Linked DNA regions of Homo sapiens: region 1 is linked to region 2. A link is an interaction called in ENCODE POLR2A ChIA-PET data of the cell type or tissue named here. Cell type or tissue: IMR-90. All regions are shown on one strand.

Evidence for each region. ChIA-PET counts read pairs that join two places held together with the same protein. Peaks named below come from ENCODE experiments on the same cell type or tissue, not always from the same donor. Only the 100,000 strongest peaks of a DNase experiment are listed, where the experiment ranks them.
Region 1: POLR2A ChIA-PET joins it to region 2 with 6 read pairs; 2 of 35 experiments call an interaction of 5 or more read pairs at or near these places.

The regions. Positions count from the first base shown.
Region 1 is chr15:34,681,850-34,684,349 of GRCh38, reverse strand. No RefSeq gene overlaps it. Among named protein-coding and RNA genes, the nearest start is that of LINC02252, 27 kb to the right of the region's middle. RefSeq lists an enhancer at 1,140-2,339. In IMR-90, no CTCF peak of the experiment used is centred here; a DNase peak (open chromatin) is centred at 1,479.
Region 2 is chr15:34,854,141-34,856,640 of GRCh38, reverse strand. AQR (aquarius intron-binding spliceosomal factor) reads left to right here. Exons shown (of 35, transcript NM_014691.3): 35 at 1-2,500. Among named protein-coding and RNA genes, the nearest start is that of ACTC1, 60 kb to the right of the region's middle. In IMR-90, no CTCF peak of the experiment used is centred here; a DNase peak (open chromatin) is centred at 1,080.

The DNA.
Region 1 (2,500 bases), 170 kb after region 2:
GTTTGAAACCAGCCTGGGCAATATAGTGAGACTTCATCTCCATGAAAATTTGCAAATTGGCCAAGTATGCGCCACTGCACTCCAGCCAGGGTGACAGAGCTGAGACCCTGTCTCAAAAATACAAAAAAAAAAGAAAATTTAAATTGTATTAAATACTTACAATAAAGTATGCTAAAGATAACACTCAAAAGTCATCACTTTCTAATGATTTTTACACATACTATTATCTATGCTCTTGATGCTATTTATGGTTGTGTATATGTGTTGGAAAATACTATAGAATAGTCAGCTATTGCACATCTCTTCCAACTCTGTGTTCAGTGACATCACATTGGCCTTTTTTTTTTTTTTTTTTTTTTTTGAGATGGAGTCTCGCTCTATTGGAAGGCTGAAGTGCAGTGGTGCGATCTCAGCTCACCGCAACCTTCGCCTCCCAGATTCAAGCAATTCTCCTGTCTACATTGGCCTTTTGAAAAAGTTATAGTGCAAATATTTACACCATGGAAATGGTCAGATAATACAAATCATGGCCTGCTTTATTGTTTTGCTGATTGTCTAGATTTAAGGTATTGATAGAGAAAATGTTACTAATGCAGATTAAAATATGTAAGTATATTGTGCCTGTAGCCATTAAATTGTGAATGGCACAAAAATTATTCTTCCAGTTTTCAAAAGTCATTATCTGAACCAGCAATGGCTCACATTATTGACAAATGAGTGAAGGTTTGACATAAGTCTTCCTTATTTAACTTTCATAGTATTTAATAACATAAATAAAAATATTGACCAACATTCAGATCAGAACCACACTCATTTGTTTACTGCCACAGAATGGTTATGGATACAAGCGTTCAGAAAAAAATCAACAAAAGCATTCTGTAGAGTCAATTGGCTTTATGGAATTTATAATAAAAAGTATTGTACACTTTATTATTCATAAATTATATGTTGCATGTCCTTTGTATCAGTTAAATTCATATCTTATATATAAATGCTAATATATATTAGTATATATACCATATATGGCATATAAAATTATATATACATATATATGTATATATGTGTAATATATACTTTTTTCCCCAGTGAGCCAGGTATTAAACATTTACCAGCACCACACTGAGACTACCAATATATTTACTACATCTTTGTAGTAATTTAAGTTAATTTTGTTTGGATGTCCTTTAGAAAATATAGTGATCTGATTTTAGATTTCCTTAATAAGTTAAAAGGTAGATTCAAAATGGTGTACCAAGTTTATTTATGTGGGGGCAGGGATCTGAATGGACAACTTTGCTTTGGTTTAATTCACTGGAGACTTCGGAAAATCAGTGAGGTTTATTTTACTAAATCATGAGGTTTATTCAAGTCTGTAGCTTGAATCAATTCAAGTTCTTGGTAGTAATAATAAGCTACACTGATAAAGGGATTTACCACAATCACATTGTTTTCTTTGATCACGATGAATCATCCTGGGTATGGCACATCTGAACATGTTGATCCCCGATGAGAGGTGAGTGTTCAATGAGGAATGTGCCCAGTTCTGAGCTCACCCTAAGGGAAATGAGAAATTTCATTCGTAGACTGTTTCTGCTTCCTTTTTGACTCGCTTTCCCCTGGAGAACAAATACACATTCACCTGCTGTTCCATACCTTTATCATCTTACCCAGTGGTAGGAGGAGAGATCAGCTTTTGGCCCCTGGGAATGCATGTTAAAATTTTATTCTCTTCCCCGGCCAGACATGATTTGGGCATGAGCTCTCCTTGGGTAATTGGCCCTCTGGGCTTTATTTTTGAATGATGGTTTCTTTTCTCAGTAAATGTGATACGTGTTGAAATGGGGAATAAAAAGAATAAAATGGGGAATGAAAATCAGTCAGTATGACTTTCTCCATAATCTTATTTCTCTTTATTGCTTATCACAATAATGCTTCTCTTCTAGTTCTCAACATGGTTAAACAAATCTTGACATTTCATCTATGGTTATTTTTATGATAGTTATTGTTATATTGATGATAATTATTAATACAAGGGTAGTAACAGTTATTTATTGATCCTCTGCTATGCATCAAGCACTAGACCAAATACTTATAACTTCTCTAACCCCCAGAACAACTATGCTGATAATCATTTTCTCTTTAAAAAGAAGAAAATTAAAATCCAAAGATATTTAATAACCAAGGTTTTAACCAAAGCCTGTCTGACTCCAAAACTCCCATTTTTTCCACTGTAGTAGGATTTTTCTCTTCCATCAATAACTCATTAGGACTGAATCCTGTTGGAGGAACATGTTGAATGATGAGAAATTGCAAAAGTTGCGTTTGAGTCATATTAGCCAAGAATCCATATTGGGACCTTCTTACTTTAAGCTTGACCCTTTGCTAATGAATTCCTTAATGGCATTGATAATCAATGTGCTTTTGGTGTCCTCACCAAGATCAGGCAGAGCCAGGGCAATAAGTGTTCAGAGAAACTTCATGAAAACCCAGTGACTATCTG
Region 2 (2,500 bases):
TTTTTTTAAATTATGTGTATGAACAATTCTAGTTTCATTTGTTCAATCAGAAGAGCAAATAACCATTCCTTTCATGTTTTGATCACTGAGTGTGTCTGTAATCATACCTACATTAAAATCATTTTCTATGAATATATAATATATACTTCACATTTTTAGTGAACTTCTCTAAAGAAGAGGACAGAATATACTGGACTTAACCACGAATACCCTTGAGTGTCCAAATTGGGAAGGAACTTGTTTCTTCTGTTATACTATCAAATGCTTAAATTCTGTTTCCTTTTTTCTTACCTTTGTTTGCTGTCTTTATGTAAAGATATTATTAGCAGTAAGATACAGGTTTCTTCAATCTATCAAAGTGGTTACATGCATTTCCTTCTCTCAAATCTTAGAATGCCTTAGAATCACCTAAGATGTCTGTTTATTCTTGAGGCACACCTCAGACTGAATGAGTCAGAATCTCAGGATTAGAGCCTAGGAATCTATATTTTAGGAGGTTCTCCACACCACTAATGTTTGGGTTGCTGGCAGAGTGGCATCAGCCAAGGCTGGTTAGGCTGAGCCAGGATTTGTCATCAGCTAAATAGGAGGACTCTGCCAAATCAATCTGGGCAAGAAGCAGGATCCTGAGTCTGGGCAATGAGAGTCAGAGAACTTAACTCCTGTGTGCAGGGTAGAATTTTCCCATGGCAGAAATTCTGAGTTTTCTGCCTTATTTTTCTTGGGATAACCAGCCACAAGGAGACCTTCAGGTAAAATGTGGTTCAAATATGGGAAGGCAGAGGTACCTGGGACCTTGCTACTCAAGTATGATTTGTGAACCAACAGCATCAACATCGTATTGAAGTTTGTTATTTATAGAAATGCAGAAGTTTGGGCTCTGCTCCAAACCTATTAAATCTAAATCTACATTGCAACAAAGTCCCCAGGTGATTCACAGGCACTTTGTAGTTTGAGAAGCACTGTACTAAGATTACTGTGTTGTCTTCACATGAATGAGGCTATAATGTAGAATTACCAGTGAATGTGACTAATGTTTTCTGACAAGGGACCTCTGCTTACAAGGTCCCTGGGCATGGTGCCCAGAACTGGAAAAAAAAAAAAAAAAAAGGAAATGTTTATATGTATGTGTAGAGGGGAAAATTGCCCACTAGTTCTCTATTTCCCATTTTGATCATCTGCTAGAGTATCTAAAGGGGAGGGGAGCATTTACCCCAGAATGTCTCCTCTAGTGCATCCACCTATGGGCCTGGCCATGTCCAAGGAATCTTTGAAGAAACAAGCAAGAACTGCACACTACCATTGAAATCCTTCTGGTCCTGACATTTTGAAGGAATGATTGCTTCATAGGGAAATTAAACCCAGAAAGTCAAGTCAGTTATATTTTTGAGTGACTAGTGTTTGCTCAGCTCTACCAGGCTGTGTTGAATATGGTACAGACTCTCATTTTATGATGTATCCTACTGCATCAGGACATTTGTGTCAATGTCAGGTGATGAGGGGAAATGAAAGTGATGAGACGATGAGAGGAGTGAAATACCAAGGACGCGATACTAGGAAACCCAGGTCTATTTGTTATCAGAGTAAGGATCAAGCCAGATAGCCTGTTATGTAATTTCTCCGATAAAAGATTTTGAAAGCAGGTGCTGTGGGCATCTGTATGGGGAATCGCACTCATAGAATTATTTTCATTTGTAAATATTTGGTATCAGGCCAAGCAAGGGAAAGAAGCTTTACTGTATTACCATCTTTCCTGGAAAAGATTGATTTTTCTCTCTCCCTTAGGGGATATGAGGTATGATACCTGCAACCAAAATAAGCTGGCTGTTAAGTGCTCTCTCCTTAACTATTGTCCAAGCAATGTACATCACTCTTGCCTAGATGAGTGACCATACTTTTTTCTTTGCTGCTTGGTTTTTCTATCACTAAAAAGCAAATTTAGGTGGAAGATGGATGGGTAAGTCCTTTGTCCTTGTCAAAAGAATTTAGAAAGGGTAAAGGTGGTGGGATTTGAATTCTTTTAAACGGTTTATTCATTGGAAAGGCAAGTGAGTGGCAGTTGACTGTAGAATCTTGGGAATTTTTGAAGGAATTTAAGAGCTGTACTTATTTTAAATAATGAGGAAACAATCAGAGAGACTTAACCAGGGTGGCAACTATGGAAGAGTGGGGGTAGAATCCAAGTCTACAGTTCTACGGCACTGCTTTGTTTATTTTTTCAATCAAGCACACATGAGGGATTGCTTAATAAATTCAAGAGTTTTCTATATAGTTTGGGATTACTACAGACACAGGTACTCTAGCCATGTGACTATTTCAGATTAGTGTTCCCATTGCTCTCCATCCTATTTTTCATATCTAAATGTGTCATGATTTTAGAATCTCTTTGTAAAGAAAACCAAAAAGAGCCATGCCCAAAAGAATGAGCATGAAATGAAGCAATTCAAGTATTTAGAATTTCTTCTTCTTTTTTTTTTTTTTTTTTCAAAATTCTGAGTTA